Regions from separate parts of the Homo sapiens genome. Here region 1 is linked to region 2. The links are chromatin loops, found by intact Hi-C in ENCODE. Cell type or tissue: spleen. All regions are shown on one strand. Each heading gives the region's core, and the rest is flanking DNA. Links, peaks and the distances in the headings are about the cores only.

Evidence for each region. Peaks named below come from ENCODE experiments on the same cell type or tissue, not always from the same donor. Only the 100,000 strongest peaks of a DNase experiment are listed, where the experiment ranks them.
Region 1: it touches region 2 in a loop (4-fold over the local background); 50 of 110 quality-filtered maps call a loop at or near these places.

The regions. Positions count from the first base shown.
Region 1 is chr6:168,341,423-168,357,268 of GRCh38, reverse strand. No RefSeq gene overlaps it. Among named protein-coding and RNA genes, the nearest start is that of DACT2, 30 kb to the right of the region's middle. RefSeq lists an enhancer at 9,259-9,759. In spleen, for the core only: no CTCF peak of the experiment used is centred there; DNase peaks (open chromatin) are centred at 7,898, 8,398 and 9,523; H3K27me3 peaks cover 3,097 bases.
Region 2 is chr6:168,136,894-168,152,739 of GRCh38, reverse strand. No RefSeq gene overlaps it. Among named protein-coding and RNA genes, the nearest start is that of FRMD1, 66 kb to the right of the region's middle. RefSeq lists an enhancer at 1,783-2,419. In spleen, for the core only: no CTCF peak of the experiment used is centred there; DNase peaks (open chromatin) are centred at 5,899, 6,409 and 6,759; H3K27me3 peaks cover 3,288 bases.

The sequences.
Region 1 (15,846 bases), core at 3,874-11,873, 200 kb before region 2:
AGGTTCTCACACCTGCCTGGGGCCGCCCCTGCTGGGCACCGTCCTGGGCCCGCTGACGTTCTCACACCTGCCTGGGGCCGCCCCTGCTGAGCACCGTCCTGGGCCCGCTGAGGTTCCCACACCTGCCTGGGGCCGCCCCTGCTGAGCACCATCCTGGGCCCGCTGAGGTTCTCACACCTGCCTGGGGCCGCCCCTGCTGAGCACCGTCCTGGGCCCGCTGAGGTTCTCACACCTGCCTGGGGCCGCCCCTGCTGAGCACCGTCCTGGGCCCGCTGAGGTTCTCACTCCTGCCTGGGGCCGCCCCTGCCAGGCACCGTCCTGGGCCCGCTGAGGTTCTCACTCCTGCCTGGGGTCGCCCCTGCTGAGCACCTTCCTGGGCCCGCTGAGGTTCTCACTCCTGCCTGGGGCCGCCCCTGCCAGGCACCATCCTGCACCCGCTGAGGTTCTCACACCTGCCTGGGGCCACCCCTGCTGAGCACGGTCCTGGGCCCGCTGAGGTTCTCACACCTGCCTGGGGCCACCCCTGCTGAGCACCGTCCTGGGCCCGCTGAGGTTCTCACACCTGCCTGGGGCTGCCCCTGCTGGGCACCGTCCTGGGCCCGCTGAGGTTCTCACACCTGCCTGGGGCCGCCCCTGCCAGGTACCGTCCTGGGTCCGCTGCGGTGCTCACACGCTTGATCTTCTCGGCGTTTCCAGAAGTGGATGCTTTTGCACATTCATCTCACAGGTGAGGAAAGTGCAGCCTGGGGCGTTTCCAAACTCAGGGAAAAATATGTTACCGTTGGAGCCCGAATTTGAACCCTGGTCTCCCTGAGTCCAGACCTGCAGGAAAGAAGGGAGCAATTTAAAAAGAAGCAGAAAGAAGGTGCCAAGGGAGGCACGGAAGCAAAGGGAAGGGGCTAGGTGTGGCCCCGGGTTGTTTCTGCAGACAGCGTGTCACCGCCTGGTGGCCGGGGCCGCTGGATGTGAGATGTGGAGACCTCGCGTCGTTTGTCATTTGCTGTAAGTGCTGGGAGATTTCTCTGTAATTCTCATAAGGAAAGGGGATGCCTTTTGCTGCGTTTTTGGGAGGATTCTCTGCAGCTGCCTCTTTCTGGAGCCCTGGGTCAGGCTGAAGATCCCCGCGTCCCCCCTGCGTGGACACCAGGGGGCACCCCACCCGCACCAAGGAGGTGCAGACTCCCACAGCCATAACAGGGAGGAAGAGTCCAACCCACCCACGCAGACAGGCGGCTCACACTCAGTGTCGACCTGAAGCAAAGCATTTGGAGTTTCCGTGTGCTCTGACTTTGGGGAGCCAGGCTGTGCGGGGACCGAGTCCTTAAGTGCAGAGTTCAGCTGTGACCGGGCTGACAGTGACCCTGCTGTCTGTCCAACACGCAGGGCAGGAGGCTCCTTCTAGAAGCTGCTGCAGTCTGCAGAGCACGGTGGCTCTGGGGGTGCCCCTGGGGTCCAGTGCAGGGTGGCACGAGGCCAGGTCAGCTCCAGAGAGATGCAGGCAGCACTGCCCACCGGGCCCCACTGCCACCCCTAAGACAAAAGTCCCTGTTTTTGTCTCTTTGCAGACACCTGGGCTTTTTATTAAAACACAACATCCCTAATCAAGCAATAAAGATGGAATCTGAATCCTATCTCTGACATCAATTGTCTTCTCCTTTTTTTTTTTTTTTTCTTTACTGAGACGGAGTCTGGCTCTCTCACCCAGGCTGGAGTGCAATGGCGCAATCTCGTCTCACTGCAACCTCCACCTCCCAGGTTTAAGCGATTCTCCTGCCTCAGCCTCCTGAGTAGCTGGAACTACAGGCGCCCCCCACCACGCCCGGCTAATTTTTTATATTTTTAGTAGAGACGGGGGTTTCACCATGTTGGCCAAGCTGGTCTTGAACTCCTGACCTCAGGTGATCCACCTGCCTCGGTCTCCCAAAGTGCTGGGATTACAAATGACATCAATTTTCAGTGAACTGGGTTGGAACACTTTTTAAGACATCGCAGGCTGTTCTCTAGGCAAGGGTACAGGGAAACTGTATTCTTAATCTGCGCCGGTTGTAATTACAGTGGTGTAACAATTGCTCTAGGAAAAGTACCCAACGACAGATGGCAAAAGCTACAGAAATACTATGTCCTTTACCTGTTAAATCCACACAGAGGAATCTCAGCTAAGAAAAAATCCTAAGTATGGAACGTCATTACATATAAAATATGTTCATCAAAATCCCATTTCTAATAAAAATTGTTCAAAAATTATTTGAAAGCCTTAAAGTAGGGGTAATGTAACTCTGCTGAGTACCTCCACTCGGTAGAATATGGTCCAGGCCTTAAGATCTGGGGTCATCATTGTACACAACATAGAAAATGCCCTTTACCGCATTTGTGACTATGTAAAAGACAGGCACAGGAAAACAAAGCTAGAAGAAACTAAGCCAAAATATTAGTGCATTTGTGTTCCAATAATGAGATTCTAGCTCTTCTTTTCTGGGCTTTCGAAATTGTATGTGATATGGATTTATTTTAATTAACAATTGGAAAATAAATAAAACGTATTTCTTTTTTAAAATAGATTTTAAATTGTATTATTATGAGAATACTGACTGTTGCTCAATAGAAAGCCAAGATCTACCGTGACTAAGTCTACACCTCCAAGAGTGCATTAGCCAGAGTGCTCCCCAGAGTGACGACGTGCAGGCTTGGCAGGAAAATAATGGCAGCCAAGGCTGGGGAGAGCCTGTGGTCCCGCTCCGCAGCCCAGGGGAGGGAGGCTGCATCAGGGTCGGCAGCGAGCAGAGGACTCCTGGGCAAGCTACTTCCCTCTGCTCTGCATCAGTTTATCCGCCTGTAAAAGGGGTGTGAAAATATGCCACACCTTGCAAGCTTTTTGCAAAGATTCAAATGAAATAATTCATATTGGGCCAGGTGCAGTGGCTCACGCCTGTAATCCCAACTCTTTGGGAGGCCGAGGTGGGCGGATCACGAGGTCAAAAATTCGAGACCAGCCTGACCAACATGGTGAAACCCCATCTCTACTAAAAGATACAAAGAAATTAGCCGGGCATGGTGGCACATGCCTGTAATCCCAGCTACTCCAGTGGCTGAGGCAGGAGAATCGCTTGAAACAGGGAGGCAGAGGTTGCAGCGAGCCAAGATCACGCCATAGCACTCCAGCCTGGGCGACAAGGCGAGACTCCGTCTCAAAATCAATCAATCAATAAATAAATAATAAAAAAGAATTCATATTAAAACTCTTGTATAAAAGATGATTACAACAAAAAAATCCATAACAATAGATGCAGATCAGGTTTCCTCTTCCAGGTGACACAATATTAATTCATTCATTCACCAAAAATGTCTTGGTCTCATCTAACATGCAAAGCATCCGTCAACGTGCTTAGCACTGAGGACCTAAAGACAGAGGAGACATGATTTCTTCCCTTGAGCATTTTACAAAATCCATATGGAAAAGCCAAGAGAATCTTCAACAACTAAGTCTAATGCCGTGCTTCTCTGGTTGGGGATATGCTCTATGTGTTTGCATTAGTGGAAGCAACCTCGAAGTCACTTTATGTCACCCCACACTGTGGTAATTTCTTGATTTTTAAATTAGTGTGAATTTTTGTTTCTTCCTGGATTGTTCTATAATCACCCTTGTTCTCTGGGAAAAGAAGCACTTTCCATTTTAAAGAGGAAAATAATTTTGGAATTTTGTTTATGTGGTTTAAGTGGCAAATAAGAAAGACAAATGAATTTCCATATTGCCAGATAACCTCAAGGAAAGGAGAAATGCTTGAGGGTCATTCCTCCTCCAGTGTGGTTAGTCTGTGGATATAATTTGCCTCTGTCTGCCTTGACTAGATGCTCCCAGGGGCCCCACCCATTCTCTGGTGTCCAAAGGGCTTTTTCCCCTGCTCTTCATTCATTTTGGCATATTAAGAAATTGGGTTTCATGTTCCACCTAAAACCACAGGCGAGGTAGTTCTCTCGTGCAGGTGTGTAGCTCTCTCGCCTTGCAAAGCAGCACACACTAGGACACTCCTCAGGAGCCCAGCCTGGTTCGGGTTTGTATCGCACTCCGGGTTTCTCTCCAGAGTAAAGATGACTTCACGGTGGCAGCAGGGGCTTCCCAGTCGCTTGGAAAATCCCACCAAGAAAATTGTTCTGTTCATTCAGTGAATCTCGCTATTCCATTTTTAAGTGCATTACCCTCTTCTGGAACCTCACAGTTGCCCATAATAATCCACACAAAAAGCCTCATGTGTGTGTGTGCTTGATCATCGGGCAGTCATGCCAGTTCTATCAGTGGTAAGTAGAGGCGTGTGTTCCCACTTTAGAACGCTTTGCTCTCTGTGTACCCAATGACGAAAACAGAAAAGCAAGGAGCATGCTTCTGTCGTTTATCATAGCAGAAGAAAAGCATTCAGCCAACATTTGCTATCTTTCGACTTCCAGGTAACAGCCCTTCTAAGGGATGTGAGGTGTTATCTCATAGTGGTTTTGATTCGCAACTCCCTGATGGCCACTGATGTTGAACACCTCTTCCTATACCTGTTGGACATTTTTATGTCTTCTTGGGAGAAAATGGCGATTCAGATCATTTGCCCATTTTTTAATAGGGTTTTCTACTATTGAGTTGTATGAGTTCTTTATACATTTTGGATACTAACCCTTGATATGGTTTGGCTCTGTGTCCCACCCAAATCTCATGTTAAATTGTAATCCCCAATATTGGAGGTGATTAGATCTTGGGGGCAGAGTTCTCATGAATGGGTAGTATCATCCCTCAGTGCTGTTCTGGGGATGGTGAGTGAGTGAGTTATCATGAGATCTGGTTGTTTAAAAGTGTGCGGCACCTCCCCCCACCTCTTTCTCCTGCTCCAGACATGCCACGTGCTGGCTCCCTGTTGGCCTTCCGCCGTGACTGTAAGTTTCCTGAGGCCTCCCAGAAGTTGAGCAGATGCCAGCACTGCTCCAGCCATGCCATGTGCTGGCATTCTCCTGCTCCAGCCATGCCATATGCTAGCTCCCTGTTGGCTTTCTGCCATGACTGTAAATTTCCTGAGGCCTCCCCAGAAGCTGAGCAGATGCCAGCACCATGCCTCCTGCACAGCCTGCAGAACTGGGAGCCAATTAAATCTCTTTTCTTTATAAATTACCCAGTCTCAGGTGTTTCTTTATAGCCGTGCGAGAATGGACTCATACAGCCCTTTATCAGGTCTATGGTTTCCCAATCCATGGGCTGCCGTTTTATTTTGTTGATTATTTCCCTTGCTTTGCAGAAGCTTTTTAGTTTGATGTAGTCCCATTTATTCATTTATTTATTTATTGCTTTTGTAGCCTGAGCTTTTGATGTGACATCCAAGAATCACTGCCAAGGCCAATGTTAAAGAGCTTTTAGCTTCTGTTTTTTTCTTGTATTTTTATGGTTTCAGGTTTTACATCAAAGTCTTTAATCCATTTTAAGTTGATTTTTCTGTTTGGTGTAAGATAAGGGTCCAATTTCATTCTTTTTCACATGGAAATCCAGTTTTCCCATTACCATTTGTTGAAGAGACTGACTTTTCTCCATTGAGTCCTCTTGGTGCTCTTGTCAAAAACTAGTGGACCATCCATGTTTGGATTTATTCCTGGGCTCTCTATTCTGTTTCATTGGTACATGAGACTGTTTTTATGAAAGTCCTGTACTGTTTTGATTACTATAGCTTTGTAATATAATTTTAAATCAGGAAGTGTGATGCCTCCAACTTTATTTTTCTTTCTCATTCTTGTTTTGGCTATTTGGAGTCTCTTATGTTCCATATACATTGTAGTTTTTTTTTCTATTTCTGTAAAGAATGCCACTAGGATTTTGATAGGGGTTGAATTAAATCTGTCCATTGCTTTGGGCAGTGAGGACATTTTTGCAATATTAATCATTTCAAGTCATGAACACAAGATCCTTCCATTTATTTGTGTCTTCTTCAAACTTCTTTCATCAATGTTTCATCGTTTTCTGCATACAGATCTTTCACCTCTTTGGTTAAATTTATTCCTTGGCATTTTGTTTATTTCTATGTGTTGTAAATGGGATTGTTTTCTTGATTTCTTTTTCAGCTAGGTTATTATTTATATATCCTACAACTTAACTGGATTCATTTAGTAGTTCTAACACTGGTTTCATTTTGTGGAACTCTGAGGTGTTTTACACATATGATCATGTTCTCTACAGATGGAGATAATGTTACTTCCTCGTTTCTGCGGATGCCTTTTCTTTCTTTTTCTTGTTTGATTGCCCTTGCTAGGACTTCCATGCTATGTTGAACAGAGTGGCAAGAGTGGGCATCCCTGCCTCATAGCAGATCTTGGTGGAAAAGCTTTTAATTTTCCCTCTTGTACACAGTTGGTGGAAATGTAGATTGGTACAGTCATTATGAAAAACAGTATAAGCTTCCTCAAAAAATTCAAAATAAGAACCACCATATGACTCAGCCTTTCCTCTGCTGGATATAGATTCAAAATCCATGAAACCAGTGTCTCAAAGAGACGTCTGCACCTGCATGTTTATTGCAGCACTGTTCACAACAGCCAAGATGTGGGGGGGAAGAAAACCTTAAGTGTCTATTGGCAGACAAATGGTTTAAAAAAACTGTGGTACATACACATCATGAAATATTATTTAGCCCTAAAAAGGAGTGAGATCTTGTCATTTTGCCACTGCATGGGTGAACCTACAGAACATCCTTCTGCTGAGTGAAATAAGCCAGACACAGAAGGAAACATATTGCATAATCTCACATGTGGAAACTAAACAAATATTTTAAATCAAATATACAGAAAGAACAAAACAGTGGTTTACAGGGACGTGGTGGGCGAGGGGAATGGGGAGATGTAGCAAATGTGTAGGTGTCTGGAGATCTCGTGTACAACATGGAGAGATGTAGACATGTAGGTGTCTGGAGGTCTTGTGTACAACATGAGGACTGCGGGGAAGGAAGCATTTGGAATTCATGCTGAGTAGATTCTTGCCACTGCTGTGGTCAGGCTGTGTGTCCCCACCCACCTCTTCTTGAATTGTAATCTCCAGGTGTTCAGGGAGGGACCTGGTGGGAAGTGATTGGATTAAGGGGCTGTTTCCCCCATGCTGTTCCTGTGACAGTGAGTGAGTTCTTACGAGATCCGGAGGTTGTATAAGGCACTTTTCCCTGTTCTTGCTCTCTCTCTTTCCTGCTGCCGTGTGAAGAAGGTCTTTGCTTCCTGTTCAGCTTCCACTATGACTGTAAGTTTCCTGAGGCCTCACCAGCCATGCAAAACGGTGAGTCAATTAAACCTCCTTTGTTTATAAATTACCCAGTCTCAAGTAGCATCTTTATAGCAGTGTGAAAACAGACTACTACAGCCACCTTGTCACAAAATCAAACAAACAAAATGAGTAACTAGGTGAGATAATGGATATGTACTTTGGTTCATCATAGTAACCTTTTTACTGTCTATCTGTACCCCATAATATCATGTTGTATACTTTAAATATACACAATACACACACACACACACACATATATATATATACATATATATAATTTTTTTAAAAAAGAAGCATTTGGGTCTAAAATAGGCAGGGTTATCTGGGAACCTGAACCCCTAATGTTTCTCTTCCACTCTCCACTCATCTCCACGCCTGGAGGAACAAATTCTGATGACATCGAGCATCAGAACCCAGCTCAAGCCCAGCATAACTTTGCCCTAAGAAACAATTTTATGGAATTATTCATGAGGATGTACTTGCAGACCAGCTGAGCATAACCTACGTGTCTCTCTCCCTTGGAGGTCTCCATGATAAACGTAGGAGGGACCTTTTCTTTAGGTGAACGTCTGCCTTCTGCAGTGGCTGCCATCTGGGCCCTGGGCTGGAACCCGCCTTGGGTTATTCTCTGTGTAGATCCCTCCTGACAACAAGGGCACGGACCTACACTCCATAAAGGGCAGGCAGCTGCCGTGGTTTCGATCAGCCCTGTTAGAGTGTTTAACTGGGGCTTGCAACAAGAAAAGAAACTTTTTTTTTTCGAGATGGAGTTTCACTCTTGTCACCCAGGCTGGAGTGCAGTGGTGCAATCTCGGCTCACTGCAACCTCCGCCTCAGGTTCAAGCAATTCTCCTGCCTAAGCCTCCCAAGCAGCTGGGATTACAGGCACCCGCCACCACACCCTACTGATTTTTGTATTTTTAGTAGAGATGGGGTTTCACCATGTTGGCCAGGCTGGTCATGAACTCCTGACCTCAGGTGATCCACCCGTCTCGGCCTCCCAAATGCTGGGATTACAGGCGTGAGCCACCATGCCCAGCCAAGAAAAGAAAATTTCCTAGAGTAATTTATCATAGAAGAGACTGATTTACGAGCAAAAATCACTGCAGGCCCAAGTGTGCTGGCAGCATCTAACGGTGCCCGCACCTTCCAGGGTGAGCATAGGGCAGTGCAGCACCTGAGGCTGGCAGCGGGCAGCCTTCCCAGAGGCCTGGCCCAAGCCTGCATCCCTCTCTCCAGACCCGCTCTGCTCTGCACCTGCTTTTCATGCCAGGGTCAGCAAACTGTAGCCCACCAACTGTCCTTGTAGTGTCTGTGAGCTGAGGATAATTTTATATTTCAAAAGATTTGAAAAAATAATCAGCAGAAGGAGAAGACTTCGTGAGGGGAAAATTATATGACAGCTAAATAAACATCCATGTCTAAAGCTTTGAATGTCATCTTGGCTTTCTCTGCTGCCACCTAAGTACCTACATCGTACCCTCAGTTTTACCTCCTGTCCCACAAGGGCTAAAACACTTGCTCCCTGGCCCTTTGTGGGATAAGCTCCGACCCTGCTCTGTGTGGGAGTGACTACGCTTCCCCTGCAGGAGGCTGCTGCCGCCCCATGAGACAGACCCAGGACGAAGTGTTGACTCTCTTAATTCTGGCCTCAGGGCCGTGCTCCAAATCCTGGTCACTTCTTTCTGGGCCAATTCTGAACCGTCCCCATGAGGTGAGGGGGCTGCTTATTTGTGCCATGTTTGCTTATCTTCATGAGCAATGAGTTCACGTTACATGGAAGGGATGGGTGGAGGAGAGGGGCCTGTGAGCTGGGCGGGCGGGTGCCCATGGTCAGGAGAGGGGCCTGTGAGCTGGGCGAGCGAGGAAGGGGCTAGGACAACAGGGTCTCCCCACAGGTGAGCGAGGAAGGGGCTGGGACAGCAGGGTCTCCCCGCAGGTGAGCGAGGAAGGGGCTGGGACAGCAGGGTCTCCCGGCAGGTGAGCGAGGAAGGGGCTGGGACAGCAGGGTCTCCCCGCAGGTGAGCGAGGAAGGGGCTGGGACAGCAGGGTCTCCCCGCAGGTGAGGGAGGAAGGAGGTTCCACCACTTGGGCAACACTCAGCTTAACCAGCGAGTGGAACGCGTGCTTGCAGAGGGCGCCAGGAGACACGTGTAAGCATGTTGAGCAGCATGGTGGTGGGGATGAACGCCCTGCAGGCAAGAGGCCTGGAAGAGCAGCTGTGGCGGGATCACGGAATACGGCACTCTACAGTGAACACGTGGACCAACTGCTCTCCACACATCAGCAAGCACGGACCCGAAACACGGCACTGAGTGAAATAGCAGGTCAAGCTTACAAATAACCACGGCTTCCATTGGTGTTCAAAGGTGGCACTTCTACTAACTCACTAATACAGTCACTTAAGACATACAGATTATGATCATCCATTGAACAGATCAGGAAACTGAGGCTAGGACATCACACCGCCTCTGAGTATCAGAGCTGAGACCGGAAGCCAGGTGCCTGGAGGGCTCTTCACAGCAATGCCATAATCAGAAAAACACAGTGTGATTCCCTTAATATAAAGTTCAAAACCAGACCAAACCACAGATGGGGAAAATGTTTAAAGATAAAATTGGGTGGGTGACAACCCCAGCCCCTGAGTAGTCCCTCCCGCTGTGCGGGACGAGCCTGTGCTCTGGGCGGGTTCTCGGGAGTCTTGCATTTTTAAGCAGGACAGTGGTGTTATGAGTGCTCCTCTTGCTAATTCATACTCTCTAGATGTCTGTGTTCATTCCCCACACTCCTGTACCGAGACCCGCCCAGCCCCAGTAAAGCCTGCTCCATCTCCCTTCAACACTCTGACCCAAACATGGGACTGTGGTCACCCCTCTCTCACCCAGCAGAGCCAAGACAGGGTGACAGCACTGACTCAACAGAGATAAAAAGGTGATGTGGACCTGGGAGTCACCATCAGACAATGTGGCTTCCACAGCAGCTCCTGGAAAGCCTCTCTCATCAGGACCTGGTTCGACCCAGAAGCCTGCACTGTGAACGAGCCTCCCGCTCCATCACCCGCACCCAATGCTCAGGGCCTCCAGGACCAGAATTTGGGAACCACCAATCTAGAAAACGTAGCCCACAGCTAAGCTCTTCCCTTCACACTTTCACCTGCACCCATGCCTTCAGGAATTCAAGTGTTACTGAGCACCTGCCATTGCCTGGCCTCTCTTCTAGGAGAGGTGAGCACAGTATTTATACAGCCTGAATGTGCTGGCTGCAAAGAAAACTGAGCAGGGTGCAGAAGGCCGGGGGCAGGGAGGCCCCAGGCAAGTCCTGGCTGGAAACATGGGCCTGGAATGCACACCCACCGCCTGGAAACCTCAAGGTCCCCACGAGCCAGAGCAACCCAGGGTTTTTCACGTCTCTCCTAGTCTCACCCCCATAAATGCTCCTCCCTGTTGCGGGGTGGGGTCTGGGGACCCCCCTTCCCTGGGGGAATGGCCTCCCTTCCCCGTGCAGGGCTCCCAGGCACCTGGACGTGGCAGTATCCACCAGGTCAACGAACAGCCAGGCAAGAAGCCCTCTGTCCATCTGGCTCCAGAGGATGTGGTTTGTTCCTTCGGCCTCTGAAGCCAGAGTGAGTTTCGGACGGGGTATTCTGGCCCTCTGGGGTCGCGTCCTTCTCTGCATCCCTGACAGCTGCCGGGCATGGACTGGAGCCACAGCAGGACTCACCCAGTCCCCTTGCGCCTCCTCCACACGCTGCTGGTTCCCGTGGAAGTGAATGCGTACACAGGCACCTCTGCATCCGGCTCTAAAGCGCTTGGTGACTCCATGCCCTCCCTCTCCGGCCTGGCTCTGGGGGCTGAGCCTGGGCAGCAGGCGCCCTCCACACCCACACTCCCTCCTCTCCCAAGGGGACCCCTGGCTCCTCATGCTCATAGCTTCCCCTGGCTGCCCCCCAGCTTCCCCCAGCTGTCCCCCGGCTTCCCCCGGCTGCCCCGGCTGCCCCCCGGCTTCCCCCAGCTGTCCCCCGGCTTCCCCCGGCTGCCCCCCGGCTTCCCCCGGCTGTCCCCCAGCTTCCCCCAGCTGTCCCCCGGCTGCCCCCCGGCTTCCCCCGGCTGTCCCCCGGCTTCCCCCGGCTGCCCCCCGGCTTCCCCCGGCTGTCCCCCGGCTTCCCCCGGCTGTCCCCCAGCTTCCCCCAGCTGTCCCCCAGCTGTCCCCCGGCTTCCCCCAGGGGCCCTCCAGTTTCCCCCAGCTGCCCCCCGGCTGCCCCCCAGCTTCCCCCAGCTGCCCCCCGGCTGCCCCCAAGCTTCCCTCGGCTGCCCCGCCGGCCGGGGGGGGCTGTGCTCACTCCTCCCTCAAGGCCCAGCACAGACGTGCAGGGAAGGGGTGAGGTCCTCACCCCAGTGGTCAGTGCCCACGGTGTCCACGCTCAGAGCTTCCCCACAAGCACTGGGACTCAGCCCAGGCTTCTTCCTCCCCCAGGGCGTGAGGGTCCTGAGGGTTCCTGCAGCCCCACCCCCAGGGGAGGCGGCGCAGCCCAGAATGTTCCATGGACAGGACGAGGCGCCCGCGCTGGTGACTGACTCGCTGGACGTCCTGCTTAGGACGCCACGTCGCTGGCATGGGTCTCTCCTCGCCAAGGTTTTCACACAAGCCCAGACCACCCCCTGCAGGGACTGCCCCAGTGGTTCCTGATCCCTACCTCTAAAAATCCGGCCTCACGGAGGGTGCTCTGTAAAGATTTCACTCCCTCCCCTTCTTGCCAGCAGGTTCACACCGCACGCCCCTCTCCCCGCAGGGTGGGAATCAATTCTGCTTTAAAAGACACCTAGGAAAGGGGAGTCCCACAGTCGCAGAGGAGACGTCCTCTGCTGTTGTTTGCAATCGGCTCTCGGCTCCTCCACGGCACCCACCTGCTTGTCTTAGCTCTGCCGTCTCTTCCCACAACAGGTCCAAGTGGGCTCTCGGGGAAGCTTCGCCGACAACCCTGTGTTCTGAGCATGTAGATCCGGCCTCTCCTGGCTGCACAGTTTCTGTCACAGGCTCCTTCTCTGTTTCCACCTGGATTTGTACCCTTTACTTGAGATATTTACTCAACGTGCTAGTCTGCTGCCCGGTATACAGGGAAAATTCAAATGATGGCTGCTGTTATTATTTCTCATTCCATCTAGATTCCAATCCTCTCAGGGACAAAACACTACCCTTTACTATTGTAGCCTGACCCTAATATTGCTAATAATAACTGACATTTATTGAGTGCTGGCAAAGGGGAAGGCCTGTTCTAAGAACTTCATGCATATGAGTCATTAACTCCTTACAACCACTCCATGATGGTCAACACCATTTGGAGACCCAGTGTACAGATATGGAAACTGAGGCACTGAGGGCCTAGCACCCCACAGCCAGGCAGTGCCAGAGCTGGGCTCACAGATGCAGAAACTCAGGCACTGGGGGCTAGGCCCTCACCCAGGCAGTGTCAGAGCTGGGCTCATAGACAGCAAGAGCTACTTAACCTGTTGTTTAATGCCTAGGGCTGTTCATGCTACAATTGTGGGCTCAGCCATTTTGGTTCTTAAAATAATGTGTTTGTATTCTTGGAGACGGAGGAAGAAGATGGCCATATTTAACTGGAACACTTCTCTCCCTGAAGGACCAGCGCTCTACCCAGTTGTATGCAGTTTCCTGGAAATGTAAATTTTCCCACAACTGGTAGGTGTAGCACTAAGCTGTTGGGGCCAGGACTTGCCGTACGTAGAAATGCACAAATCTCTGCTGTTTCTTGTTACTCACGGGAACTCAATCAACAGCTTCGCTACCAGATTAAGCTGCAACAGCGGGAAACACCCTCTGAAGAGCAGCTGCCAGGACCTTGAGATTTTATGTGATTAAGAAAATCGCACTCTCTTTGCTAGGAAGCCTCTGGTGCTTGCACAACACTTTAAGACCAAAACTCATAAATAACATCGGTAGTTTAATTACCCAGGCCAGCCTGAGAAGCTAAATCGCCATCTCCCCACCTCAAGTTCTCAGACATCCGTCAGTGACGCCCAAAGTTAACACGTGGTCTAAATGCATCAAGTTCCTGTTAACACTTTCCACAGGCAAACAAGGGTCCCTTCCTGTGCCCCGGGTTTCTGGTGTTCACCAGGGTGTGCTGGATATAGGATCAGGTGTCTGGCCTTGAAAAGCACCAGGTCTCCAACTGAGGGGCTCTGCAGGGGCAGGTTCTCCGGGCAAGCACATTCGGTCACCTGCAGAGCTGCACGTAGACCAACCATGGAGAGGCTGGCTACACCATGTGGGGAGGGATGGGGAGGGCTGGCACGAGTGACTTTTCATAGTTGCCCTGTAGCTCTCTAACAGGCAGCCAGGGTGAAGGCAAGTGCAGAGGGAGGCTCTCCTTGTGGTGGCCGGAGACCACGCAGGACACCTGGCAAGCACGTTCACGTCAGGCACAGAATCCGCACGTGGTCCTCCCGTCTCCACAGGTGGGCTCCCTGTACCCTTCCTGGTCTCCACCCATCATCCGGTTTTCTCCACAGCGCTTCCCCTTCAGTATGTTAAGGTTGAAAAGGGGTGCGAAGTAAAGAAGTCACCACACCACGTGATCCAGCTTGAGTCTTGCTCTGCTGCAATTTTTATCCTGTGTCTGGGGTGGCAAGTTGGTCCTGCCCCGCTTGCGGAGAACTTTGCAGGCACACAGCACCAGGGTCACTTGAGCCACTGGGAGCTTCCCCTCCTGAGCACAGAACATTAGGAAGCAAGCTGGGGTTCACCTGCAGCGAGCTGTCAGCTGGGGCAGTGGCACTCCCTTTAGGAACCTGTATCAGCGACAAATCAGACCCTTCTCACAGCCACTCACAGCAAGGCTGAAAACACACCTTTTTCCTGAAAAGTCGGTCGATTTCTTAGCATCTGAGATTCTAACTCAGGCCAATTCCTAAAAGACGTATTTCTTCTGACAGAAGAGTAAGTTTTCCTGAGCTGTCAACACTCACAGCAATTCAGGTCCCCCAGGGCACTCCCAAGCCGTCCTTCTGGCTCCTCGCTCCTCACCACAGGCTGCTTCTCCACCAAACACGGAAGGCGTGCGCCCCGCCCGCCCAGAAACAGGACGAGCCTGTCCAGCCAAGGTGCCGTGCCTTTCCATCAATCTGTCACTCCTTACACCTCTTCTGGACACATGCCCAGCAGAGAATTAGTCTCTGAAACCTGCAGACTTCCTGACAAAGAGGAGGTCTTCTGGCTCCGTCCAGGGGAGCCAAGCAGGGCCTGGGTGCCGCCAGGGCGTGTCTGAGCCAAGCAGGGCCCCGGTGCCGCCAGGGCGTGTCTGGACTCAGTGGGTCCTTTGCGCCAACTCATTGGACCCAGGCGTCAATTCAAATGCGTGGCATTAAAATGTGAGGAGAAAATAATAAACCCACATGTCAAGAATGACCCCTTGATCAGGAGGAAAGTGGCCCAAACCACCCGCTAGAGACCCAACTTTCAGAAGGCTTTTTGATGAATGATGAATTTAGGCAGCCGGTGGCACCTGCCAGAGCTCTGCAATCTGATCAATCCGTTCTGAAATCAATCAACAGCAAAGTATTGAGTACTTACTGCAGCCTTCCACAAATGATGTGCTACAAGTGAAGTCCAGGCATGTAGCCACCTTCCAGCACCTTGCAGTTTAATGCGGCACATAAACATAACTCACAGGAAGAAAGGTTTAGAAAATAACCACGCAGATGTTTTCCACCTACATACCAACACACACCGTTACTGTTTTCTAGCAAACGTCCACCGCTCTGCCACCTACAACACTCCCCACTGCCTTAGACACTCTTTCCAAATTAGAAAACAAAACAAAACAGCCAAAGTTGCTGGAGTGAAAATCCAAGCTGAGTATGAGAGTGGACACGAGAGGCTGGAGGCAGTAAGGGTTCATGGGACCGAGTTCTGTTGGGGAAGGTGTACAGGGTCTGGAGGTGGATGGTGGTGATGCTCACACCGCAGTGTGAATGCACTTAATGCCACTGACCTGCACACTTAAAAATGGGTAAGACATTGAATTTTATGTTACATATGTGTTAGCAAAATAAAAATATCTATTAGTTGGAAACAGGGAGAGGATGAGAAATCACAGTTATAATTTTTTGCCAGATAAAGTGATCTCAGTCAATTCATTCGACTGCTGCTAAAGAGAAAAAGCAACAAAATATTATTTCTCTCATTAACAATTTTCTTTTGGAAATTGACATCGAAGTCCTGCTTGTTTCAAATCTTTGGCAATGAAAGAGAAACTGACACACAATTTATTCAGGGACACTCACGAGGTGACCACAGACTTCATGACAACCCAGAATTCCTTCCTTCCATGTTCTAGCTGGACACGCTGCTGACAGAATGTCCCTATGTCTTACTGCACTTACTCAAGCTCAGAGAACCCTCAGTTTCATAAATGGATGCCATCAGTTTCTGGACACATTGCCCAGAAGGCTGAAGGGATCCTACCACTTGCTTGCATTTGGTCTGAGCACCTGGCCTGAGTGCCTGCTTGCTGAGTGCATTCCTGACATGGGCTAGACACAAACTGAATGAAATGG
Region 2 (15,846 bases), core at 3,272-11,271:
CTGTGATTTCAGGGATGCTCCTGAAAAGATAACCCCAAGAACCTCATCAAGTAATCCGAGCAACTCTGCCAGGAAAACTGCAAAGAAGAGAAAGCAACCCACAAGACGGCAGTGGAGCCCGAAGACCCTCCAACGTGCGTTAGAAAGCTTTCAGCTTGGGGTCCCCACATAGCTGTAAATTCTCTGCTTGTCGTGCTTCCCATCTGAGGTCATAAAATCCCAGGATGAAAGCCAGAGCTTTGATTGATTGCCAAGCTGAGATGATGTGGAATTCAGTAAGAGAGAAAACATTCCTTTCCTTGCCCTAAACGTCCAGGGCAGGACAAATATTTATAAGATTTAGCACTTAACCCATTTCCATGGCTCAAGATGCATTATTATGTCTGTCCCAAGTAAGACCACATGTTGCTTTGTGACATTACTAAATCGTGGGAGCCCTATGAAGCTGAAGTTTAAGGAGAGACGATGACCCATGTCGTTGGTGTGAAATGATGTGACCCACTATATGTTGCATGGTCTAGACCCCAAATCCAAGGCCTAATTCACCATTCACCTCCATTCTGGTTTGCCTGGAAGCTCTCTGCCAAGCAACAGAGCAGGAACGAGGCAGCGTTCCCTGCCTCCACTTCCCAGTCTGTAGAGAAGGAGGCCACATGTTATCATAGCCCACCTGCCTTTGAGTCTCTACACTTTGTTGTTATTTCAGACAAATTCTGCAATAAACATCTCTGTGCAAATGGGCTGAGTTGCTGAGTCAAAGAGCAAAAGCGTTCATCATTCTAAAAGATACTGCCAATTGAGCTCCAAATATTAGGCCAATTTACCCTCCCCCAATGGTAAATGAGAGTCCCTTCTTGCACCTCCCCTCGCCAGTTATGGGAAGGGTTTACCTCTCTACCAATGGATGCATGAAGACTGACTTGACGTCATTTGAACAAACTATCCTTAATCATGTGAGGTTCAGTATATTTTTAAATATTTAATGGCTCTTCGTCTCTTTCTCTGTATCTTTGGCCATTTTTCAATATTTCATTCCTTATTAATATGTATGTGTATTGGAATCATAAGTCTTTTATTTTCTTATTTGTTAAAATATCTTTTGCTAGTTGAATGTTTGTGTTTGACTTTGTTTACACACTTCTTCCTGTCAGGAATGTTTTTATTTTTATATGGTAAATGTTGTCAACTTTTTCTTTTATGTTTTTTGGGATTTGGGTCATACCTTCCCTACCCCAATATTAATCGTATATTTTTGTTTTCCTTCTAGGATTTTATGGTTTCATTGTTAAAAGTTACACCGTGATCCAGTCAGACTTAGTTTTGGTGCAAGGAATGAAGTATGCTGAGGTGTTATCGGAACTTATAACATTTACTTCCTGCAGTTGTAAGAGTGTCAAGAAAACTGTGAGTTTTTGAAAGGAAAAAACCAAGAAACTACAGATTTTCTATGATAGATTTTTTTCCCTTTTAATCAACTCAGAGAACTCAATGAACAATTCCCTCCTGCTAAGAAAAGTCCTGTCTACACGGTACCCTGGGAGGTGCGGGTCACCCGTGTATGGGACTCAGAGCTGTGCCTGGGCAGGGATCTCCGCCCACATGGCACCCAGGGCATGACAGAGGCCTCAAGACGCCCCCTCCTCAACTCGACGTCCAGCCGTGCCTCAGGGTGCCATCTGCAGGCTCAGACTGCCACCTGCTGTGTGCACAGGCAAAACAAGCCGAACCAAAACAGGTTTCGCCTAGAACACCTTTGACTATAGATAGAAATCATCACTACCTCTAAGGTTTTTTTCTGCTTTAATTTTTTTGCAGTAAGAACACTTAGCATGGGCTCAACCCTCCTCACGTAACTGTAAGTGTTGACCTCACGGTGCTGTTCGCTCTGGGGACAACGTTGCACAGCAGATCGCAGAGCGTGTGCACTCGCGTCCCTGACACTCACTCCCACGGAACAGCAGACCCTCTCCTCCCTGCCCCTGCCTGGCTCCCGCCACTCCACGGCTGCCTCTGTGGCTCCGGGGACTCTAGGGGCCTCACGCAAGAGGAATCACACAGTGTTGGTCTGTTTGTGATTGGCGCATTTCAGCAAGCAGAACGTCCTCAAGGTTCACCTCTGCAGGTGACATGGGTGAGAACGGCCTTCCCTTTTAAGGTCGAAGCATATTGCATTCTCTGTCTGAACGTTTTCTTGATCTATTCATCTGTTGACACAGGTTGATTCTGTATCTTGGCCACTGTGAGCAGTCCCACATTGCACATGGGAGTGCAGACATCTTTCTGAGATCCTGATTCCCATTTTTTGGATAAATTGGAACCTTTGCACACTGTTGATGAAGCCACTGTAGGGAGGGCGATATGGAGGTTCCTCAAAAAATTAAAAACAGAGCTAACAAATGATCCAGAAACTCCATTTTTTGTATTTTGAAACCTACAATGTGCCAGGCACTGTGGTAAAAACTCTCCCGGCTCCACAGCAACCTCTGTAGGTGGGTTCAATGGGGACCCAGCTCGGAGTCCTCAGAGACTTTCTGTGATGCCACAAAACCCTGTATTTTAACATTTAACACCATGTCAAAGGACACAGAGATCCCATTCAGAAATGGAAATGCTGGGGAGAAAATCGATGTTTGAGTGAATCTTGCCACCAAGAGGAATATCACCCTGTGTCAGATGAGCACGTGCCCCACCCAAGTGTAAGGACAGATGCGCAGGTATTAATTCTCCCATCAATTCCTCATCGCTCAGTTCTGCGTCCAATCTGCTGTGAGACTGAGATGTTTTAAATATCCTCAGAGAGAGGCTCACAGTCCCATCATCTGCTAATCCCCAGCAAGCCTTCCCTCCTTACGCTGCGATTAAGTGCACGGTGCTGATGACAATGGAAATGACGTTGGTGACAAAGTCGGCTTCTGTTCATTGAGTGCTCTCACAACCAGCCGACATATACTGTGTCATTTAAACCTCGTAACATCCCTATGAAGGAGGTGGCCCTGTGATTCTCTTCATTTTACCAATGAGGAAACTGCCGTAAAGAAATTAAGACCTTTACCCTGAGATACACACATCTAGGAGTGACCGCAAGAGGTTAGCCATTTTAATCATTCCTTTGCCACATTTAATCCTGGACATCTTATACTTTCCATAGATGTGTGGCTCAGAGAATAATGAGGCTTCAAATATTAAGCCAATGAAGAAATTATGGAAGATATTTTTTCAAAGCAAGGCAAAAATTACAGAATGCCCCTCAAAGCCGAATGTGAAAGGCATTCTTACTTCTGTTACTTAGGGTGATTCACGCATTGTTCTCCTTCAGAAGAGATATTTGGAATTTCGTTCTAGAATGCTTCCCTAGTCTTCTCCCCATTTCAAAGCGCAGCACATAACACGTTTCTTAGTTCCACACCCCCTTCAGTGTGAGAGGTTTATAGTGCTATGTCTCATCTACATCCGCCACTCCATCTGGTCAGGAGAAGCCACTGCGTTTGAGGTGATTTGTTTCAACAGCCGTGGGAAATGCATCCAGCAGGGCCAGGTCCGGGTGGGGCTGGGGCCAGCGGCTGCTCCATGTTCCCCCGGTGATTCTGAGATTCCACGTGGAGACTCCAGGGCTGGGAGACCTCTAAGCCTGTGTTAAACTTGTATGATCCGTGTCATTTGGAAAGGAACATGATACTCTCGACTTGGAGACGAAAAAGCACCTATGACAGGAACCCGTTTTTGGAATCTGTATTTCTATCACATCACTTTTTTTTTTTTTTTTAGATGGAGTCTCACTCTGTCACCCACCCAGGATGGAGTGCAGTGGTGCGATCTTGGCTCACTGAAACCTCTGCCTCCCGGGTTCAAGTGATTCTCCTGACTCAGCCTCCTGAGTAGCTGGGACTACAGGCATGTGTCACCACACCCAGCTAATTTTTGTATTTTTCTATTTTTAGTGGAGACGGGGTTTCTCCATGTTGGCCAGGCTGGTCTCAAACTCCTGACCTCGTATCACGTCACTTTTGACTTATGTTGTTTGTGTTTCTCTCACCTCTTGCTAGGCTCCTGAACTCTGAAGTCGGCAAGACTTCACATGTGGTCTGTGCATGTGCTTCAGATGCAGTCGGCACTCACCACATGCGTGTTCAACATGACAAATATTAGTTTAGTGTCTACCACAGGCTGAGCATCCTGAAAATTCAAAATCCGAAATGCTCAAAATCCCAAAATTTTGTAGCACAGATATGCCGCCACAAGCAAAGAATTCTGCATTGTCTTCATGTGACAGGTCACAGTCAAAACACAGGTGCAAAACACACCGTTTATTCAGCAAGGGGGCTCCAGCGTATGGTCACCTTTTAACCAAGCCCAGCACTGTTGGTGGATACTGAAGATGCCGCTGTTCCCTGCAGCTGCTGTCTGATGGCTGATGCCACCATGCTGCTACTAACCCTGGACTCGTTACTCTTCACTGTTTTAATGGGATGGAGTGTTCCTTACTGTCACGTACTCTGTGTAAGTAAGCGTGAGGAAAGGACTGCTTATTGGTAGCAGATAAATTCAGAGCCAGGAGAGATGGTGATGTGAAATATTCCCAGCTTATCCGTATATGTGGCTGAGATAGTGGCACCTTTGCTTCCTGATGGTTTGATGTACATGAATTTTGTTTTATGTCTCAAATGATGTAAAATGTATAAATTTACCTCTAGGCTATGTGTATAAGGTGTACATGAAGCATGCATTTGGGCTATGTGTACACGGCGTACATGAAGCATGCATGAATTTCATGTTTAGACTTGTGCTGGACCCTCAAGATATTTTACTATGTATATGCAAATATTTCAAAAGTCTGAAAAAACTCTGAAATCTGAAACACTTCTGGTCCCAAGCATTTTGAATTAGAAGTTCTCAGTCTGTATGAGGCAGGATTGGAAGAATGAGTCCCGGATATTCTGCACACCATTTGGGAAACCTGATCTTCCACGATAGAAACCACCTCCCTGAGTCTGCGTGAACCTCTGGTAGAAAATGTATAGAGGAAGAAAAATAGATGCAGTGCTTTTCACATGCGGTTATCAAAGCTTCCATCCAGTCCACCCAGAGAAAGTGGGCAGTCCTGCCTGGGAACGCCCATCACAGCCACTCCAAAAGAGCTCAGTTTCCTGCTGCCCACATGTTCCCAAGAGCCAATGTTCTCCAGCCCCTAGAATCTTTAATTAGGCTCTCTAGATTGTCACAGGAAGAGTGATTAGTGGAGCCACCTCCCAAAAGGTTCCCAGTTCTCAGTGGGAATCCAATACTGTATATTTACATTTGGGGTGGGAAGGAGATTAGGTTAACCTCCTTTGATATTTTCACTTAATCTTCAAAGCAATCACAATATTATTAGATCATTCTCAAGATCACTGCTTTGCTGTTCTATTTAATCCAAGCAATTTGATTAATGGAAGGGTTTAGGATGGTCTAGGGCCTGCTGTGAGCCAGGCTGTTCATTTAGCGAGTGGAGCCATAATGGATATGCCTGCCAGGACCGAAGCCCTGGGGACACTTCCTCTCTTCTCATTTCCAAAGCAGGACTTCTCAATCCTGTTTGGATTATTAACTAGACACGAGTCTTTTATGGAGTTGATATTTTTTGCATATTCAGAAAAAATGGATCACCGTTGGGGGCTGCATTGCTGTCAGGAAGGTGCAGAATGAGGCCACTGCCGTCAGGAAGGTGCAGAATGAGGCCACTGCCATCAGGAGGTGCAGAATGAGGCCACTGCCATCAGGAAGGTGTAGAATGAGGCCACTCAGGTGTCCTCAGGCATCTTTCCTTGGCACCGTGGTGAACCTGCCCTTGAATAGACCCACATCTGAGATCAAGGCTGCTCCAGCTCAGCCTGATCATGTTGGGCAAAAGCCCCAGCCCAGCTGGAAACTCCACACTTTCCAGAGCTGTCTCAGCACAAGAGCACCGCCCTGAGGCAGGAGAGTTGCTTGAACCTGGGAGGTGGAGGTTGTAGTGAGCCAAGATCATGCCACTGCACTCCAGCCTGGGCAACAGAGCAAGACCCTGTCTTAGGATAAAAAACAAAACAAAAAAAAAACAACAAGTGCCCTGTTGAAGGACGTGGTCCAAGTAGGAGCCATTACCTACTGACAGAGGAGCCGTTGGGCCCTGAAGGAGCGGTAGAGATACCCAGGAGTTTCAGGCCTTGGGTGAGACTCAGAGACGTGCTGGCTTCAGGTGTGACCTGGCACATTCCCAGCTGTGGTGGCTACAGGGCAAGACTCCTTCTGCTTGAGAAAAACAGAGAAAAAATAAAGGGGACTTTGTCTTGCACCTTAGGTCCCAGCTCAGCCACAGTGGGACAGAGCACCAAGCGGGCTCTTGGGGTCTCAATTCCAGGCCTTGGCTCTCAGGCAGCATTTCTGGACCTGTCCTGGGCCAGAGGGGAGCCCCCTGCCTGAAAGGGTGAGTGCCAGGCCAGGCAGCATTCACCACAAGCTGACTGAAGAGTTCCTGGGCTTGAAGGGAGCACTGGCAGCGGCCTGGCAGTATTCCCGTGGGTCTGTGGTCGTGGTGGCCATAGGATGCAGTTTCTCTCCCTGCAGAAAGGGCAAAGAAGAGGGGGAAGAACTGCATCTTGTGTTCTGAGTGTCAGCTCAGCCACGGCAGAATACAACGCCAGGTAGACTTCTAAGGTTTTCTGTTCCAATCCCTGGCTCCTGGATAGCATCTCTGGATCTGCCCGGGGCCTGGGAGAACTCATTGCCCTGAAGGGAAGGACACAAGCCTGCCTGGCTTCACCACCTGCCGATTGCAGAGCCGTAAGACCTTGAGCAAACATAGGCAGTAGCCAGATAGTGGTTATAACAGGCCTTGGGCAAAACCCAGTGCTGTGCTGGCTTAAGGTCTGACCCAGTGCCGTCCCAGTGGTGGTAGCCATAGGGGTGCTTGTGTCACCCTCCTCCCAGCTCCAGGTGCCTCAGCACAGAGACAGAGAGACTCCATTTGTTTGGGAGAAAGTAAGAGAAGAGAATAAGAGTCTCTGCCCTGGTAACCAGAGAGTTCTTCCAGATCTTATCCAAGACCACAAAGGCAGTACCTTTGTTGTCTCTAGACAACAAAGTCTATAATAAATACCTATCTCTTCAATGCCCAGACACCAATGAACGTTCACAGGCATCAAGACCATCCAAGAAAACGTGACCTCACCAAACAAACTAAATAAGCCACCAGGGACCTATTCCGGAGAAACAGATATGTGACCTTTTAGAGAAAGAATTCAAAATAGCTGTTTTGAGGAAACTCAAAGAAATTTGAGATAACACAGAGAAGGAACTCATAATTCTATCAGGCAAATTTAGCAAAGGGATTGAAATAACTAAAATTATTAAAAAGATTCAAGCAGAAAATCTGGAGTTGAAAAATTCAATTGACATACTGAAGAATGTGTCAGAGTCTCTTTACAGCAGAATCAATCAACCAGAAGAAAGAATTAGTGAGCTTGAAGCAGACTATTTGAAAATACACAGTCAGAGGAAACCAAATAAAAGAACAAAGAAGAATGAAGCATGCCTACAAGATTTAGAAAATAGCCTCAAAAGAGAACATCTAAGAGTCGTTGGCCTTAAAGAGGAGGTAAAGAAAGAGACAGGAGTAGAAAGTTTATTCAAAGAGATAATAACAGAGAAATTCCTAGACCTAGAGAAAGATATCAATGTCCAAATACAAGAAAGTTATAGAACACTAACCAGATTTAACCTAAAGACTACCTCAAGGCATTTAAGAATCAAACTCTCCAAGGTCAAGGATAAAGAAAGGACCCTAAAAGCAGCAGAGAAAAGAAACAAATAACATACAATGGAGCTCCAATGCATCTGGCAGCAGACTTTTTAGTGGAAACCTTACAGGCCAGGAGAGAGTGGCATGACATATTTAAAATGCTGAAAGAAAAAGATTCTACCTTAGAACAGTATGTCCAGCAAAAACGTCCTCTAAACGTGAAGGAGAAATAAAGACTTTCCCAGACAAACAAAAGCTGAGGGATTTCATTAATACCAGACCTGTCCTACAAGACATACTAAAGGGAATAATTCAATCAGAAAGAAAAGGATGTTAATGAGCAATAAGAAATCACCTGAAGGTACAAAACTTAGTGGTAATAGTAAGTAAACAGAAAAACACAGAATATTATACCACCGTAACTGTGGTCTCATCTTAAGTAGAAAGACTAAAAAATAGATCAACCAAAAATCATAACTACAACAACTTTTCAAGACATAGACCAGACAGTAAGATATAAATAGAAACAATGAAAAGTTAAAAAGTAGGGAACAAGATTAAAGTGTGGAGTTCTTATTAGCTTTCTTTTTGCTTGTTAGTTTGTTTGTTAATGAAAGCAGTGCTAAGTTGTTATCGGCTTAAAATAATGGGTTATAAGATATCAAGCCTCATGGTAATCACAAATCAAAAAACATACCACAGATACACAAAAAATAAAAAGAAAGAAATTAAATTATACCACCAGAGAAAGTCACCTTCATTAAAAGGAAGACAGGAAGGAACGAAAGAAGGAAAAGAAACTACAGAGGAGAAAACAAGAAAGAAATGAAACAGAAAACAATGAAATGGCAGGAGTAAGCTCTTTCTTATCAATAATAACATTAAATGGAAATGGATTAAACTCTCCAATCAAAAGACATAGATTGGCTGAATGGATAACAAAAACAAGACCTGATGATCTGTGGCCTGAAAAAAAAAAAACACACTTCACCTATAAAGACACACACAGACTAAAAATAAATGGATGGAAAAAGATATTCTGTGTCAATGGAAACCAAAAAAGAGCAAGAGTAGTTATACTTACATGAAATACCGGGTATATTTTGAGACAAAAACTATAAGAAGAGACAAAGAAAGTCATTACATAATGACAAAGGGGTCAATTCAGCAAGAAAATATAATAATTTTAAATATATAGGCACCCAACTATGGAGTACCCAGATATATAAAGCAAATATTATTAGAGATAAAGAGAGATAGATCCCAATACAATAATACCTGGAGACTTCAATACCTCTCATCCATCATTGGATAGATCTTCCTGACAGAAAATCAATAAAGAAAACATTGGACTTAATCTGCACTAAAGACCAAATAGATCTAATAGATATTAACAGAACATTTCATCCAAAGGCTGCAGAATACACATTATTTTCCTCAACACATGGATCAGTCTCAAGGATAGATCATGTGTTAGGTCACAAAACAAGTCTTAAAACATTAATAAAAAAGGAAATAATATCAAGCATCTTCTCTCTGATGATAATGGACAAAAAAAAATAGAAATCAATACAAGAGGAACTTGGGAAACTATACAAACACATGGAAATTATACAAACACCATATGCTTCTGAATGACCAGGGAGTCAATAAAGAGGTAAGAAGGAAATTCAATAATTCATTCCTTGAAACAAATGATAATGGAAACCCAATATGCCAAAACCTTTGGGAAACAGCAAAAGCAATACTAACAGGGAAGTTTATAGCTATAAGTGTCTACATCAAAGAAGAAGAAAACTTTCATATAAATAACCTAACAATGCACCTTAAAAACTAGAAACGCAAGAGCAAACCAAACCCAGAGTTAGTAGAAAAGAAATAATGAAGATCAGAGCAGAAATAAATGAAATTCAAATGAAAAAAACAAGGCAAAAGATCAATGAAACTAAAAGGTGGGTCTTTGAAAAGATAAACAAATTGACAAACCTTTAACCACACAAAGAAAAAGAGAGAGAAGACCCAAATAAGAAAAATCAAAGATGAAAAATGAGACATTACAATTGATACCATGGAAATTCAAAGTATCATTAATGGCTACTATGAGCAACTATATGCCAATAAATTGGATAATCTAGAAGAAATGGATAAACTCCTAGATACATACAACCTACCAAGACTGAACCATGAAGAAATCCAAAAGCTCAACTAGCCAATAACAAGTAATGAGATTGAAGCCATAATAAAAAGTCTCCCAGAGAAGAAAAGCCCAAGATCTGATTATTTCATTCCTGAATTCTACCAAACATTTAGAGACGAACTAATACCAATCCTTCTCAAACTATTTCCAAAAAGCACAGAAGGAGGAAATACTTCCAAACTCATCATATGAGGCCAATATTACCCTAATACCAAAACCACACAGACAGATTTTAAAAAAATCTACAGGCCAATATCACTGATGAATATTTATGCAAAAATCCTCAACGAAATATTAGCAAACCAAATTCAACAACACATTAAAAAGATCATTCATCATGACCAATTGGGATTTATCCCAGGGATGCAAGAATGGTTTAGCATATGAAAATCAATCAATGTGATACATCAGATCAACAGAAAGAAGGATAAAAACCGTATGATCATTTCAATTGATGCTGAAAAAGAATTTGATATAATTCAACTTCTCTTCATGATAAAAACCCTTAAGAAATTAGGTATAGAAGAAATATACCTCAACATAACAAAAACCGTATACAACAGATCCACAGGTAGCATCATACTGATTGGGGAAAAACTGAAAGCCTTTCCTCTAAGATCTAGGTCACGGAAAGGATGCCCACTTTCACTACTGTTACTCCACATAGTACTGTAAGTCCTAGCTGGAGCAATCAGACAAGAGAAAAAAATAAAGAACATCAAAATTGGAAAGGAAGAAGTCAAATTATCCTTGTTTGCAGATGATATGACCTTATATTTGTAAGGAAAAAGAACTCCACCCAAAAACTATTAGAACTGATCAAGAAATTCAGTAAAGTTGCAGGATACAACAAAATCAACATACAAAAATCAGTAGAATTTCTATATGCTAACAGAATAATCTGAAATATAAATCAAGAAAGCAATCCTGTTTATAATAGCTACAAATAAAATTTAAATCCTAGGGATTAACTAAAGAAGTGAAAGATCTCTACAATGAAAACTATAAAACATTCACGGAAGAAACTGAAGGGGACACACAAAATTGAAGGCTATTTCATGTTCATGGATTGGAAGAATCAATATGGTTAAAATATGTATACTACCCAAAGCAATCTACAGGTTCAGTGCAATCCCTATCAAAGTATCAATGACATTCTTCACAGAAATAGAAAAAAACCTAAAATTTATATGGAATCACAAGAGACCCAGAACAGCCTGAGCTATCCTAAGTAAAAAGAACAAAACTGAAGGAATTACATTACCTGACTTCAAATTATATGATAGGACTGTGGTAATCAGAATGGTACTGGCATAAAAATAGATACATAGACCATCAGAAAAGAATACAGAACCCAGAAACAAATCCACACACCTACAAGGAACTCATTTTTGACAAAGGTGCCAAGAACATACATTGGAGAAAAGACATTCTCTTCAATAATTGGTGCTGGGAAAACTGGATATCCACATGCAGAAGAATGAAACTAGACCCCTATCTCTCACCATATGCAAAAAAAAAAAATCAAAATGAATTAAAGGCTTAAATCTAAGACCTCAAACGATGAAATTACTAAAATAAAACCTTGGGGAAATTCTCCAGGACATTGGTCTGGGCAAAAAATTCTTGAGTAATACCCCACAGCAAGGGTAACCAAAGCAAAAATGGACAAATGGGATCACATCAAGTTAAAAAGCTTTTATGCAGCAAAGGAAACAATCAACAGAGAGACAACCCACAGAATGGAAGAAAAGATTTTCAAACTACCCACCTGATAAGGGATTAATAGCCAGAATGTATAAGGAGTTCAAACAACTCTATAGGAAATAATCTAAAAATTCTATTAAAAAGTGGGCTAAAGATCTGAGTAGACATAGAAAAGAAGACATATGAATGACAAACAGGCATATCAAAAGGTGCTCAATCAACATCATTGATCATCAGAGAAATGCAGTAAAACTACAATGAGATACCATCTCACCCCAGTTAAAATGGCTTTTATCCAAAAGACAGGCAATAACAAATGCTGATGAGGATGTGAAGAAAATTGAACCCTTTTTCACTGTTGGTGGGAAAGTAAATTAGTACAACTACTTTGGAGAATAATTTGGAATTGCCTCAAAAAACTAAAAATAGAGCTGCCATAGGATCCAGCAGTCCCACTCCTAGGTATATACCCAAAACAAAGGAAATACCCAAAACAAAGGAAATCCGCATATCGAAAAGATATCTCAGCTCCCATGTTTATGGCAGCACTATTCACAATAGCCAACATTGAGAAGTAATCAAGTTGTCCATCAGCAAATGAATGAATAAAGAAAACATGGTACATATACACTATGGAGTACTATTCAGCCTTAAAAAAGAATGAGATCCTGTCATTTGCAACAATGGATGGAACTGCAAGTCATTTTTAAGTGAAATAAGCCAGGCACAGAAACACAAACTTCACCTGTTTCCACTTATCTGTGGGAGCTAAAAACTGAAGCAATTGAACTCATGGAGAGTAGAAGGATGGTTACCAGAGGCTGAGAACAGTAGTGAGAGGGTGGGGTGGTGGGGCAGGGGGAGTTGGGATGGTTAATTGGTACAAAAAATAGGAAGAGTGAATAAGGCCTAGTATTTGCTAGCACAACAAGTGACTATAGTCAATAATAATTTAATTGTACATTTAAAAATAATTAAAGGAGTATAATTGGATTGTTTGTAATACAAAGGATAAATGCTTGAGAGAATGGATACCCTCATTTACCCTGATGTGATTATTACACATTGCATGCCTGTATCAAAATATTTCACGTAACCCATAAATATATATACCTACCATGTACCCACAATCATTAAAAAATAAAAAATAAAAACAAGTGTCCTATATTCCAGGAGAGAACCCAATGTTTGAAAGAAAATAATGGAGAATATGAGACTTGAGAATTATTCCGAGCTTTGAGGCCATGTAGCTACCTGGATGCCTCAGAAGAATTCACTCTGTCGTGCAGCAATCTCTCCCATGTGTTCTCAGCATTTGGGATAGACCAGTGAGCCGAGCAGTCATATCTGCCACTTGGAGCTCCTCTCTAGCAAAGAAAGAGAAAATAAACAAAGGTGTAATAAATAAGCAAGATTATTATCAGAAATTGGCAAATAGAGTAAGAAGTGATTTTCCTGCCTTTCCTGCACAAATTGTACTTCAACATAACCAAATAACCCTGGATGATGACACTATTTCTTTTTTGAAAATTAATACCAACTAATAACGATGTTGAAGGAATAACAGAAGTAAAATATTTCCACTTCTAATTTTAAAAATATTCATTCATCTATAGATAAAACCACTGGACAATAGGTTGACACAGAGCCTCATAGCAGAGAGCTCCAGCTGTCCCAAGAGCCCAGTGCCAGCCCCAGCGTCCCTAAGAGTGGGCCCACCCAACATAGGGTGCTTCCACCCTGGCACAGGGGAAGATCACAGCCCCAACAGAAGGCGTTCTTGTCAAAATGTTCAGCCCGAGTCTCATCAAGCCTTTAGTGCTAACTTCCAGAAATCGGAGTTACAGAAATGGGGGATAGAGGAACAAGCTGAATGACCCCAAAAAAGGGAGCAAACAGAAAGACCCAGAAAGTGAGAACTTCCACAGTACAATTGACCAGTTATCAACACATGCATGGCATAAAAAAAGGAGAAAAGGGTAGGGCAGCTCGAGAGGAAAAGAGACTTGTAAGATTTCACGTTAATGCACCTGAGGGCTGTCAACATCCAGACAGTTTTCAGCCAAAGATGTGTGGAACACACTGTGGTTGAAAAATGAGTTTATTACTTCCTGTAGGAAGGGTGACCTCTCACTGGTTGGGGGTGGGAGTGTCTCAGTGAAAGGGTGTTAGAAATAACCTGTCACAGGATGGGACTTTGCTGGAGTAATTTGGGGAGGGTCTCAGGAAGATGAGGCCCTTCCCCGCTAGGTTAGGTGCTGTCAGGAAGTGGAGGCAAGTCTATGAGTTGGGGGGGCCAGTGAACCTCCTCCTAAGGAGGGCAGAGTGGAGTAAGGGTAAGGCTGGAGCCAGCACTCATTTAATCAGAGAGGAGCATTTGATGTCTGTGGGTTGCCGAGTGGCCGGGCCTCACATGGGTTTCTGTGAGCCTCTGCCCATCCACCAAAGCAGCAGGTTCAGCTGGGAGCTCCGGGGCAGCTCCTGGGTGCTTCCAGCTGCTTTTGTTCTTTCTCAGCACCAAGTTTAAAAACTGAATACAATTGTTAAAAGACACTTTTAGTTCATCAAAAAAGATATATTATGGGCCGGGCACAGTGGCTCACACCTGTAATCCTAGCACTTTGGAAAGCCAAGGCGAGTGGATCACTTGACTCAGGAGTTTGAGACCAGCCTGGGCAACATGGCGAAACTTAGACTCTACCAAAAATACAAAAATAGCTGGGCATAGTGATACCTGTAATCCCAGCGGCTTGGGAGGGTGAGGCAGGAGAATTGCTTGAGGCTGGGAGGTAGAGGTTGCAGTGAGCTGAGGTCGTGCCACTGCACCCCACCCTTGGCAACAGAGTGACACTCTGTCTCAAAAAGAAAAAAAAGAAAAGAGAAGAGAAAATAAAAGGTTGATTATGGACGAATTACTAGATATAAAAGAATTGATAATGTTACCAGGTGTGATCATAGCAATTTGTTTGTACAAGAAAAAGTCCATGTCTTTTAGAGAAGCAGATGGGCACATCACAGAGCTCAGGTGCCCGACCAGCAAACGGGCACATCACAGAGCTCAGGTGCAATCCTGAAGTTGGGAAGACATCGAAATATGTGTTACAAGGGAGTAAGCAGCCCAAGCTCTGTCATGAAAGTTTCAGTCCAGCTGCATGAAGGGTTAGGAGGGGCGTGTCTCAGACAAGGTTTCCGTAAGGTCACAAGCCACAGTTGTAAAGAGTTAGAGGTTATGAAAAGAAAAGCAAATGAGCCGCACTCTCTCCTTTTAAAATCTTGACAGATGAACCTTTATAATAACAACATTTTTAAAAAGTATTTAAAGATATAGGTTTCATATAATTAAAATGTTGATAAAATATCAAAAATGACTAAATTTAGTTATTATAGCACAAATCTGAATATTTTGTTGAGCAGTTGGTGATATTTGGATAAACATGGGGGCAGATAAACATAATAATTATATATTTATTCTATACTCTTTCTTGCCTTTCTTTCAACAAATACTAATTCAGTTGCTGTAATTAAGATGTTCACACAATCTGTGTTCCATTGAGAGTAACGACAAATTAGACAGCATTTATGGAACCATTGTATTTCTAGATGGATTTTGCTAATTATCATAGAGAAACGGTGCTCTGTTGAAGCAGTAGCAATGGAATTGTCAGTGAAATTGTTAAAGCAATACAGTCAGGTGCCACCTCCTGTTTTGGTGGCGTATGGACTGCATTTAAAATGGCGGTCCCGTAAGATGATACACCGCATTTTACGGTCCCTTTCCTATGTTCAGATGCGTTTAGATACACAAGTACTTACCGTTGTGTTACAGTTGTCTACAGTGTTGAGCAGCCACACCCTGCACAAGTATGTGGCCTGGGAGCAATGGGCTGTACCGGACAGCCTAGGTGTATAGAGGGGGGCTGGGCCTCCCAGGTTTGTGTAAGCGCACTCCATGGTCTTCCCACAAAGACAAAATTGCCTAATGATTCATTTCTCAGAGCATATCCCCATTATGAAGTGACTCCTGACTGTATTTAGATTGAGAGATACACAATTTTTTAATTTTTGTGATAACTGACGTAATAATTTTGCATATTTATAGGACATAACATGGTATTTTGGTACATGTATACATTGTACAATGATCAAATCAGGGTAATTAGCATACCCATTATCTTAAACATGTATC